Linked DNA regions of Homo sapiens: region 1 is linked to region 2. The links are chromatin contacts, found by Hi-C or POLR2A ChIA-PET in ENCODE. All regions are on one chromosome and are shown on one strand. Each heading gives the region's core, a stretch centred on a gene start or an enhancer-like site at or near the end of the contact. The rest is flanking DNA. Distances are from core to core; before and after follow the strand shown.

What was found. Hi-C counts contacts between places; a loop is a spot of excess contacts on that map. ChIA-PET counts read pairs that join two places held with the same protein, here RNA polymerase II (POLR2A).
Region 1: a map with no recorded cell type shows a loop between it and region 2 (2.7-fold over the local background). The contact joins two enhancer-like sites. A Hi-C loop is called at or near these places in 1 of 37 single-sample maps with no recorded cell type. POLR2A ChIA-PET finds 5 or more read pairs at or near these places in 1 of 52 experiments (PC-3).

The regions. Positions count from the first base shown.
Region 1 is chr20:50,538,179-50,544,304 of GRCh38, reverse strand. All of the region lies in intron 1 of PTPN1 (protein tyrosine phosphatase non-receptor type 1), which reads right to left. Among named protein-coding and RNA genes, the nearest start is that of PTPN1, 31 kb to the right of the region's middle. RefSeq lists enhancers at 2,254-2,303, 2,223-2,723, 2,724-3,224, 2,571-3,770. Within about 2 kb of position 2,529, at least 11 of the 41 ENCODE cell types and tissues checked have a DNase peak (open chromatin) inside an H3K27ac peak, as active enhancers do.
Region 2 is chr20:49,788,274-49,794,892 of GRCh38, reverse strand. It overlaps the pseudogene RNU6-919P. Among named protein-coding and RNA genes, the nearest start is that of SLC9A8, 21 kb to the left of the region's middle. Within about 2 kb of position 4,417, at least 9 of the 41 ENCODE cell types and tissues checked have a DNase peak (open chromatin) inside an H3K27ac peak, as active enhancers do.

The DNA of each region.
Region 1 (6,126 bases), core at 1,280-3,779, 750 kb before region 2:
GTGGTACATGTCTGTGGTCCCAGCTACTCGGGACGCTGAGGTGGGAGGATCCCTTGAGGCCCAGAAGTCAAGGCTGCAGTTAGCCATGATTGGGCCACTGTACTTCAGCCTGGGCAACAGTAAGATCTTGTTTTAAAAAAAATTAATACTGAAACAATTTAGTCCAGGCGCGGTGGCTCATGCCTGTAATCCCAGCACTTTGGGAGGCCGAGGCAGGCGGATCACGAGGTCAGGAGTTTGAGATCAGCCTGGACAACATGGTGAAACCCTGTCTCTACTAAAAATACAAATATTAGCCAGGAGTGGTGGCCCATGCCTGTAATCCCAGCTACTCGGGAGGCTGAGGCAGGAGAATTGCTTGAACTCAGGAAGCGGAGGTTGTAGCGAGCCGAGATTGCACCATTGCACTCCAGCCTGGGTGACAGAGTGAGACTCTGTCTCAAAAAAAAAAAGTTTAAAAGTTTTTAATTTTTATGTATTCCAACCTATTGACCCTTTCCTCTGCAATTTCCTTTATTGCTTCTAAAAGTAGAAAGTCTTCTTCTTCGATATTGGAATACCACTTTTTTAAAAAAAGCATTTAACATTAAACCATCAGAGTCTATTTTCCTTCTACCATCTTCAACTATGCCCATTATATTGCCTTTACGTCTCATACTATGCTGAGAATAGGTGCTTCTTCTGGCTTGGTCAGCTTAACACAGTTCTACTATGCTTGGTGTCTTCTTTGTGTTTGTGTATTTCAGCAGCTCGAAAGGCTGCATCCTCCTCCCTCTCCCGAAATTCAAATAGTAACAAAATGCAGCTGCATCCGGTAGTTCTGATTTCAGAATGAACACATCACTATTTTTCAGAGATAGACAAACTATTATAATTAGATAGAGTTGGTTTTTAAGAAGATGATGCAGGTTACCTTCATTCTTTGCAACTATTTAGCAAATTAAAGGTCAAGAGGAACACAAGATATCAAAATATACGGAATTTTTAAAACCTACAATAGTATTTTTGTAGTTAAAATAAATACTGCTCCTTTGTCCTTCTGTAAGGAAAGAATGGGCAGGATGGCTCTGGTATAAACATTTCCCCCTTCCCCCATATTTATGTTGTGTATAAACTTGCAGTAAAATACAAGAAAATATTGAAAACATTAAATTGTTCCTGTTTATCATGTTCATAAGCAGATCTTTAAAACAAAGAAAGCATAGCTCTCCATGGCAGTTATCTGACTTCTAAACTCCAGGGGAAGCAAGTTGTATTTTATCAAATATATTTAATTAAGAAGCCATGTTCAGAGTACCTATTTCATATAATAGGCATAACAGAAAAATCTCAACAAATTAATATATCTTACCACTTCCTCAACATATTTAGTAAAATGGGATTTTAAAAAAGTATTCTTATCTCTTTCCTCTCTAGTCACAAGCCTTGGGCAACAGATGCAAGATCTTTTGGTCATCTGCCTTCTTAGAACGGAATACATAAAAAATAAATTGTCTATACAATGGAAGCAGGCAGTAAACCTTTGCTAATAACATATGATCAATTTTGAGAAGCTTTTGAAGGCTGAGGGATGCCAAATCCTTTCTTAAAAGGGCTTGCTCAATATCTCAAAGCCACAACTACAACTATATAGGAACCAAAATCCATATACCTATTGCTAGAAACAGATCCGGGGCCACTATTATTACATGAATAACTTAGGCCTTATAAACAACTATTGCAGAGATAATATCCTTTAAAGACATTACACAATTGGCTATACACTCTTCCTCCAAAGCTCATGAAATGACAACATCTAAGTTAGGTTAAGAGGAAAACAAAGCTTTCCCTAGGACCTGCAAAAATCAGGATGAACAAAGAACTTTAGGAACATTAAATCTAGTCAGATTTTCATGCAACAGCAGTACATAAACTCGGGGAAAAAAATCACTATTAGAATGTGTCTTTCCTACTGTGCTAAAAATCAATCTTCGCAAGATTACTCAAAGCAAACCATATAAAATTTCACTAAGATACATTCATCTTGTGCTCTTGTTTAAGAAGACAAGATAGCTAGAAGGCCAGAATTGTAAAACTCTTTTAAAGTAACTGGTTTTACCCAATCCCCTAGGTATATTAAGGCAATATGATGCCAAAGCCAAGTTTTAAGGATCACCTTCAGAGTGAAGACCACATTGTACTTGCAGCCAATTTTTGTCCTTGCATTTCAAGTTATGCCAAGTGTTGATGGGTCAGGTAGTAATGTCATGGTCCCTGTCCTCAATGAGTTCCCACTGTGGCCACAAATAGTGTTGAGTAGAAAGTACTGATCAGAGGGGAAGTCTATTCTACAGGAAGAAGGGAAAAACATCAAGGTTGGCTAGTAAAAACGAGAGTAGCAAATTTAGGAGTAATTGCAGAGCAGTCACATCTGGTGCAAAGGAAAGAGGAAGCTTCCAGGCACCACTGACCTGCTACCTCTCCTTGCCGACTTTGGTTGGCCTCAATGGGTGGTAATAAATCATACAGCTATGTCCAAGCTGCTTCCCCTAGTCTGTTCCGGCACTGTTGCTTCAAAGGAAACCTCAGCAATGAGGGCCAGGGTGGAGAAGGGACGGCCATTCTGAGGCTAGAGCAACCTCAGAAGCCTGCTGCTTGTGTCACTCTGCAGGTTCTTGCCATCACACAAAAGGTCAGAAAGGAGAGAGGAAGCTCACGCCATACTACGATGACCTGCGACCGGGTCTGGTTTGCCCAGGCTCTTAGAAAGGAACATGGGACACATGTACAACTGTTAAACATCTTGCCACTGTTCACCAAGCCTGGAGAGGCTTCCCAGAAGAGATGACAGAAGAGCTGTCCCGTACATCTCAAAGGAGCCGACACTCGTAGGTCTAGCTTGGTCATCAGCACAGCACAATTATGCAGACATTGGGCTCTCCATAAGGATTTACTGAATGAGTGTGCCAAACCGGTCAGAAAGAACCAAGGTGAAAGCAGTGGATTTGGATTGAGAAAATAGACATAGCATGATGATGACGATGGCAAACAAAATAAGAACCGCATAAGAAAGTACCAGTGACCAAGTCAACTTTGAGAACTTTCTCTGTTCTCTCCCTTGACCTCCTTAACAGAAGGCTCATGGGGCATTTTCTAGCAGTGAGTAATTTCCTGCTGATATCCAGGGAATGCTGGGTGTTGAGAGAAACATTTCTCGGAAGAATGTGCCTCTTCACCTCTACTTCTCCTGCAGGTCGCACTGTTTTCTGATGTGGTACATTCCTGAGACGGAATGTAGTACATTCTATCTGACACAGAATCTAGGCTCCCCACAGCCTCCTTGCAAACTAGGGACTGAGCAGGTGGATGGCTAGGATATCAAGAAGGTTTTCACATGGAGCCCTGAAACAAGCCAGATAGAGACCTAGTATAATCCACAGCATTCCCAGTGGCAGGAGGACCCAATCAAGACACAACAGAACTCTCTGTGCAAACACTATTCAGGCAGGGGTGGCAAGCACTGTCTTCCCAGCTCCCTGTGCCTCGAAGAGCTCACCATGATGATTAGCTCCCTAGAGGCTGGACTCTTGAGTACTTGGCAGGCTGATGGGCACCTCTGCTGAACCCTGGACGGTAGCAGCTTATTTCCTGGATATTTTGCCTTTCTACCTGAGTCCAAAGTATAGGTGGTACTTGCTCCTCCAATCCCTGAGTGACATGGTTTGTAGTTTTGCCCCCTCCAAATCTCACGTTGAAATGTGATCCCCAATGTTAAAAATGGACCTAGTAGGAGGTGTCTGGGTCACGGGGCCAGATCCTTCATGAACGGCTTGATGCCGTCCTCATGGTAATGAGTTATCACTCTATGAGTTCATGTAAGAGCTGGTTGTTTAAAAAAGCCTGGCACCACCCCCTTCTCTCTCATAATTTTTCTGTTAAGTTTAAATGTATGTTTTTAAAATTTTTAATAAGGCTGGGCACAGTGGCTCACGCCTGTAATCCCAGCACTTTGGGAGGCTGAGGCGGGCAGATCACGAGGTCAGGAGTTCAAGACCAGCCTGACCAACATGGAGAAACCCTGTCTCTACTAAAAATACAAAAAATTAGCTGGGCGTGGTGGCGCATGCCTGTAATCCCAGCTACTTGGGAGACTGAGGCAGGAGAATCACTTGAACCTGGGAGGCGGAGGTTGCAGTGAGCCGAGATCACGCCATTGCACTCCAGCCTGGGCAACAAGAGCGAAACTCTGTCTCGAAAAAAAAATTTTTTTTTAATAAATGAAGTTTAAAAAAGTGAGAGGAAGTGAAAGAAACAGACGACAGGCAAAGAAGATCAAACATACACATAACAGGCTGAGTTCCTGAAGAAGGAAACCCAAGCAATGTACCAGACGAAAAACGGAAAACTCTAATTCAAGATTTTCCTGAAATTAAAAAAAAAAGATTTAAAACTACATATTGAAAGAGCACATGGATTTTTGAGGGAGAACAACCCAAAACAGCCAACACCAAGACATGGTTGCATAAATGATGAGACTTTGAATTAAAAGGTTAAAAAAATCCTTTGTTCCTCAAGCCCAGGAGTTCAAAACTTCAGTAAGCTCTGACTGCCTCACTGCACTAAAGCCTGGGCAACAGGGTGAGATCCTGTCTGTTTAAAAAAAAAAAAAAAAAAAAAAAAAGAGAGAAAGAGGGAAAAAATCCTTTGGGCACATAGACAAAAAACCCTAAGTCACTTATAAGCAAAAGATAATTAGACTGTCAAACATTTACAGCAATGCTTTATACCAGAAGACAACAGAATAACATATTTACCTTAAAGAAAGAAAATGTGATCCAAACATTTTTATATACAGACCAAATGGCCTTAAAATAATAGGCTGCTGACAAACTATTATGAATATGTACTGTTGATTCACAGAAGATTGTTCCCACAAGCCCTTCCTGAGGAATCTAGTGCAGAAAGAGCTTCAGGAAGAATTGAGAGAAGAGGCTGGGCGCGGTGGCTCACGCCTGGAATCCCAGCACTTTGGAAGGCTGAGGCAGGTGGATCACCTGAGGTCGGGAGTTTGAGACCAGCCTGGCCAACATGGAAGAAACCTTGTCTCTACTAAAAATACAAAATTTGCCAGGGGTGGTGGCACGTGACTGTAATCCCAGCTACTCAGGAGGCTGAGGCAGGAGAGTCGCTTAAACCCAGAAGGTGGAGGTTGCGGTGAGCCGAAATCGTGCCGTTGCACTCCAGCCTGGGCAACAAGAGCGAAACTCTTTCTCAAAAAAAAAAAAAAAAAAAAAAAAAAGAATTGAGAAGAACTTAGAGTGAGCATTAATATTTACTAGTAGGTCTAAGATAGAAGGATGTAAGGGAGACAACACTCTATACTACAGCTATGTCCGAGGCAGAGGCACAGAACAGGACGAGTTTGTGAAAAGTAAAACAATCTTGCTTATTGCTTTTATAGGTAGCAGCTAGGAATACTTCAAATCAGACTCTGGAGGAGGGTGAAAGAAGGGAGAAGAAATGAATATTAGCTAACTTCAACACTGCTCACAAAAGGGAATCACAACAACAGCCAAACACTGAGAAGATGAAGGGCATATAATAAAGATAATAGTATAGAAGCAACTATTAGAAAACACAAATGTTCCTAAATGCCAAAAGATTTAATGATTTATAAAATTTCTTCTCATATTATACAAATAACATGTCCAGTGTATATAATACAAAGATATAACAATAACCTAACCAGTGTTCACAGTCTGGCAGTGCCTACTCTTCCCCACTCTTCTCCAAACACACGCAAACGTAAACAGCGAATTCTTACTGCTTGTTTTTACACAGAAAGGATCACACTGTACACATCACTCTGACAGTCACACCTAACTAGTTTTTCTTCTCAGGTCCTTGCTGTTTGCTTGTATAGCCCCTTGGCCGTTTTATCTCCTGTTTCTACATTTTTTTTCCAGCTGACTTTCTGGTCAGTGTGCTTGTAGCTACCCCATGCAACCTGACAACCAGCTTCTCTTCTGTCCTTTTCATGCTTTCTCAACTCCAAATACTCTAACACAACTTCCTTTTCACATTTCTGTTTTTTTTTTTTTAACTTTTTACAACACCCTCAAATCAAAACTCGGGATTGTTTTCTGA
Region 2 (6,619 bases), core at 3,168-5,667:
TTTTTTATGTCATTCTTGCACAGGGGCCATGCTAATCTCTGTATTGTTCCAATTTTAGTATATGCGCTGCCAAAGTGAACACTTTTTTTTTTTTCCCAAAGACAAGGTCTTGCCCTGTCACTCAGGCTGGAGTGCTGTGGTGCAATCGTAGCTCACAGCAGCCTCGACCTCTTGGGCTGAAGCCATCCTCCCATCTCAGAGGCCTCTTGAGTAGCTGGGACTACAAGCATGTGCCACCACGCCCAGCTAATTTTTAATTTTTATTTTGTAGAGATAGGGTCTCACTACACTGACCAGTCTGGTTTTGAACTCCTGGGCTCAAGCAGTCTGCCTGCTTCAGCCTTCCAAAATGCTGAGATTACAGGCATGAGCCACCATGCCTGGTGAGTCTGGTACATTTTTACCAAGTGCGCTCACTGTGCCAGGCCCCGCCCCAAGTCCTGGCCTCCAGGCATACTTGCAGAAAAGATCAGAAACTCAGGGACAGCCAAGGCTAGAAAGAGGCATTTTTCTGAAGAGGATGCTTGATTGGCCAAAAAATGGATGGAAAGGTCCTCAAGGTCCCTTCTAAGCAGGCAATGCAACTTAAAGCACTTAGAGACATTTCACAGTCATAAACTGGCAGCAACTTGAAAACCAGAAAATTCCAAGGCCTACAGGAGTGATGAACAGCCCAGGCTCTGGAACCAGCCTCTCTGGGTTCATGCCATGCTCTACTATTCCTAGCTGAGTGACCTTGGGCTAGTTATTTGCCCTCTCTGTGTCTTCATTCTCCATCTATCTAGTGGAGATGATGATAGTACCTCACCTCAAAGTTTTTTGAGAGGTTAAATGAGTTATTTCATGTTAGATGTTTAGAAAGATGCCTGGCACATAGTAAGTGTCATGTGGGGTAGTGGTATTATTTTCATCGGTAAGGAAGTGCAGAAACAAGAACTCTTCATGTACTGCTGCTTGGCAGTTGAAACGTATGAACTCTGAGACCAGTGATCCCACTTCCTGGTATTCACCCTAGAGAAGCTTCAACATATGCAAAGTTGGGTGTGGCAGCTTTGCCTACAATGGGTCCAAAGTGCAGTGGACTAAATAGGCATCCATGGGATAGTGGGCAAGGAGACCATGACATGTTCCTGTAAAGGAATACTAGTGAGCAATTAAAATCAATGAATGGTGTGGCTCGCGCCTGTAATCCCAACACTTTGGGAGGCCAAGGCAGGTGGATCACCTGAGAGGTCAGGAGTTTGAGACTAGCCTGGCCAACGTGGCAAAACCCCGTCTCTATTAAAAATACAAAATTAGCCAGGTGTGGTGCCATGTGCCTGTAGTCCCAGCTACTCAGAAGGCTGAGGCAGAATCGCTTGAACCCAGGAGGCAGAGGTTGCAGTGAGCCACTGCACTCCAGCCTGGGTGACAGAGCGAGACTCTGTCTCAAAAAAAAAAAAAAAAAAAAAAAAACAATGAATGAATGGCTGGGCACGGTGTCTCACGCCTGTCATCCCAACATTTTGGGAAGCCAAGGTGGGAGGATCACTTAAGCCCAGGATTTCAAGACCAGACTGGCCAACATAGTGACACCCCATCTCTAAAAAAGAAAATAAAATGAATGAACTAGATCTAAACAGATCTTAAACATACAGTAATGTTGAGTGAGAAAAGGGACTTGCAGAAGTTAACATTTAGTATGATACCGTTTGTGTAAATATTAAATCCACAAAACAATGTCATATATGTAGTAATAACAGGGTGATAATGAAATATTTAAGAACCGGCATGACCTAGGCACTGACCAGTCAGAACAGAGGCTGGCCACATGGGTCCCAATGGGTGGTCCACACTTCCATCACTCCTAGGATGAAGATGTGGCTTCTCCACGCCCACCAGCACTTCTACCTTCGCCACACCTGTCCTGTTCATTCTATGCCTTATTAGCATTAGCTGTGTGACCTCAGACAAACTGATTCATCTCTCTGGGCTTCAGCTTTTTCATCTATAAAATGGGAATAATAGTAGCAAAAGCTAATACATACACAGCATTTCCCATGTGCCAAGCACTCATTGTAACCCTCATACTAACTCTTTGTGGTAGGTTCTATGATTACTCCCATTGTGCATATGAGGAAACTGAGGCACAGAATGGCTGAGTAATTTGCTCGTGGTCTGGAGAACCTTAATTACAGGGTTGTTGCAAATACATACTAAATGATACATGTTAGCAGCTTAGAAAAAAGTCTGGCACTGAATAAGTGGTCAATAAATATCAGCAGGCAGGGCACGGTGGCTCACACCTGTAATCCCAGCACTTTGGGAGGCCACGGTGGGGGGATTACCTGAGGTCAGGAGTTCAAGGCCAGATTGGCCAACATGGCGAAACCCCATCTCTACTAAAAATACAAAAAATTAGCTGGGCGTGGTGGCAGGCTCCTGTAATCCTAGCTACTTGGGAGGCTGAGGCAGGAGAATCGCTTGAACTGGGAGGCAGAGGTTGTAGTGAGCCAAGATCACACCATTGCACTCCAGCCTGGGTAGCAAGAGTGAAACTCCATCTCAAAATAATAAATAAATAAATATTAGCAGTTGCTATTATGTCACTGCCTTACTCATAAGCATTCAGTGGTCACCACTGGCCTTAGGAGACAGTTTGAATTCCACATCATGGACCACAAGGTCATGGTCTATTCCCTTACCGCCCCTCTTCCTTCCCTCTGTTCCCCTTGTTCTCTGTTCTCCAGTCAGAGAGAAGTGGGCTTCTCTCACTTCCTCCTGCACCCCTCACCTTCCCTGCCACTGGACCTTTGCATATGAGATTTTCCCTTGCCTGAAGTGCTATTCCCTCTTGCCCTTCTTTTGCCTGGTTAGCCTCTAAACACCTTCACACATCATGTACAACGGCACCTGTTTCAGGAGGTCCTGTTAGAATAGGTTGAGTTTTCTTGGTCTATGTGTGTGTAACTGTCTATAATTTCCCTTTTGGAATGCTCTCCCTCCTGGAATTGCTTGGTGTTGATATCCTCCTGTCAATGGTGAGCTCCTGGAAAGCAGGGGACTCTTCTGATTTTATCATTAAAATTTTTTTATTTTAATTTTTCTTTTTTAGAGCAGGGTCTTGCTCTGTCGCTCAGGCGGGAGTACAGTGGTGCGATCGTAGCTCACTGTAGCCTCGAACTCCTGGGCTTAAGCATTCCTCCCTCCTCAGCCTGGGACTACAGGCACACACCACCACTTAATTTTTTTTTTTTTGGTAGAGATGGAGTGGTCTCCCACTGTTACCTAGGCTGGTCTCAAACTCCTGGCCTCAAGGGAGCCTCCCACATTGGTCTCCCAAAGTGCTAAGATTACAGGCATGAGCCACTGTGCCCAGCCCTGACTTTATCATTGTTGTGAGCCTACGGCAGATACTACAGATTGGCTCACTCACCTATCCCATTCCCCTGTAGTGTGACCTCCTGTACTGTAAAGGCCAGACAGAGAAAAACTACATTCTGAGATTTCTTTGCAGCAAGAGTGCCTTATGTGATCTGGGTTCCCCTAGTAAGCCTTGGAGACAGAAGCAAGCAGAAGGATGCCAAGTGGTGGAGTCTTCTGGCAAGCACAGTGGGAGCGGTATCTGGTCCTTCTGGGGAAGCATGGGGCAATTCTAGCAGCCTGTCTCTAGCTACCTAGGTCCTGAGTTTGGGGAGAGGGGGGCAGCAGCAGCAGTGATATTTTGATTAGAACAGTTCAACAGTGAAGGTGAGTGTTGCTCCTGGCATCGATGCTCCTGGCTGCACCGTTTGTGGCTATTTAACATCTAGAGTACTTCCTACCTTTCATAAATCCCTTTGTGGGCCAGGCACGGTGGCTTATGCCTGTAATTCCAGCACTTTGGAAGGCCGAGGCAGGTGGATCACTTGAGGCCAGGAGTTTGAGACCAGCCTGGCTAACATGGTGAAACCCCATCTCTACTAAAAATACAAAAAATTAGCCAGGCGTGGTGGTGCATACCTGTAATCCCAGCTACTTGGGAGGCTGAGGCAGGAGAATCACTTGAGCCCTGGAGACGGAGGTTGCAGTGAGCCGAGATTGTGCCACTGCAGTCCAGCCTGGGCAACAAGACTCCATCTTAGAAAAAAAAAAAAAAAATTCCTTTTCTGCTTAAGCTGGCTCTAGTTGACTCTGCAATTTAGAATTCCTTGCCCAAGCACTCCATAAATATTTCTTGAATGAATGAATGAATGAATGATGACCTCTCAGGAATCTCTCTCTTTCCCACTGATTATATCCCCAAGATGGAACATCTCAGTCTGAGTCTACATCACAGGCCCCAGATGGGTAGGGTTCTTTCAAAGGTCAGGGACAGGAAAATGACGTTGAATGTCCTTATCACTGGCCGGACAAGAACACTGAGGCCTTGCAGATGAAAGAATCCGAGGAAGGAACTGGGGTTATCTCCTAAGGCAGGTGGGGGGCGCTGGCTAGGAGCCTTGGAATGAAAAGGGTTGGGAAAGGTTAGTGTGTGAGAATGAGGTGGAGAGGAGGCAGCCAGGGTGGATCACTCAGCTGTCCCAGGGCCTCTCAGGGGGCTTTCTCTTACTGGGTCCCTTTCTGCTATGCACACTGATAAGTCAACTCAGTGCATATACTTCCTTTGAGCTGAAAAGCAGGCTGGAAAAATACAGTTATGAGGCAAATATTTTAAAAGAATTCTTGAACCATGCGTCTGCCAGAGCAGCTTTAGCTGTGCGTGACAGAAAACCAATCTTACGAAACGTTTAGGTTGGTTTCCTGCAGAAGCAGATCTGAGACAAGGATTTGTGTGCAGATATTAAATCGTTTACTTGAGAAATGATCCCAGGAAGCTCTGGTCGGGGAGGGAAGTAGGACAGGGAAGGGAAAGAAACCAATAGAAGGTAAGTTACTGAGCAGGTTATCACTCTGGGCAGCTGGGGCTCAACCCTGCTGGGGAACTGTGGGACACAGAGTGCAATACACCTCAGAATTATCCAGGTGAAGGGCAAGGGAGTGGGGACATTTATCCACCAGCCCCTGTCACTCATTGGTTAAGGGCTGCTTGTAGGGGAGGGTGAAGCCCCCAGCATTCTCAGACTGTGTATGCAGAGCGTATATGAGAGCAAAGCCCTCAGGCTGCAAAGATAGGCGTGGAAATTTGAAGCCATCCACTCACTGTGGGTCAAAAGGATGAATGCCAAGGGGATATGGACACAGAAGCCACGTCATCTGCTACAGTGACTTAAGTCCAAAGAGGAACCATATTGAGGATGGGCGCGGTGGCTCATGCCTGTAATCCCAGCACTTTGGGAGACCAAGACAGGTGGATCACTTGAGGTCAGGAGTTCAAGACCAGCCCGGCCAACATGACAAAATCCTGTTTCTACTAAAAATTCAAAAAAGTTAGCTGGGCGTGGTGATACGTGCCCATAGTCCCAGCTACTCAGGAGGCTGAAGCAGGAGAATTGCTTGAACCCGGGAGGTGGAGGTTGCAGTGAGCTGAGATGGTGCCACTGCACTCTAGCCTGGGTGACAGCGAGACTCCATTTCAAAAACAAAAAACAAAAAAACAACAAAGAGGAACCATATTGACTCATGGAGAATAACATGTTCAGGAATATGTGGCTGCCTTCAGGTACAGCTGGATTCAGGGGTTCATAAGTTATCAGGGCTCAGTCTTTCACTCTCACAATGGTGGCTACCTTTGAGCTTCAGACCCTCTTCATACCAGCCTAGCGCAGCAGAAGCAAAACAATCCCAGCAAAAACCTGAGGGATAACTCACTGGTCCACTTGGGGCAGGTGCCCATTTCTGAGCCAATCCCTATGGGCAGAGAAATGAGGGGTGCTGATTGGCCAGCATGGAGCATTGGCCTTCCTGGAACCAAGGATAAAGTTAGTGCTGCATGCCTTTCACATGGACAGGGAGTAAAGAAGGGGGCTCCCAGAGAAATTAGGATGCTGTTATGATAGGGGAATTCATAGTGAGTAGACAAAACCAAAAGGATAGATGTAATCTAAATCCCCACTCTGCAGACAAGGAACTACTACCTTAAAAATATACAATAAAATATTTTTTATTATCTATCCCTAGGTAAGGGAAGGGCCTTGTCCCAGCTCATTCAGTTAGCAGCACCCAGCTTCCTGTCTTCACCTGGTGTCTTTTCTTCTGGAGCAGGTGGTCTCCCAATAAACAGGGTTTGTTTACCCAACACAAACACATTAGTGTCCTTCCTGTCCTAGCTTCTTCTCCCAATCCACACTCAAGGTGACTCTACTACATATATTCCTGTTTTTTGTTTTTAAGAGACAGGGTTATGCTCTATTGCCCAGGCTGGAGTGCAGTGATGTGAAGAAGCTGGGACTACAGGCATATACCACCACACCCAGCTGATTTTTTTTTTTAAACTTTCTGTAGAGTTAGGGGTCTCACTATATTGCCCAGGCTGGTCTCAAACTCCTGGCTTCAATCAATCCTCCCGCCTTGGCCTCCCAAAGTGCTGGGATTACTGGCATGAACCACCCACTGTGTCTGTCTACTTCCTGCTTTTGTTAAATTAAAAAAAAAAGAACATATTTATTTATATATATATATATATATATATATATAGACAGAGAGAGAGAGAGATGAGACA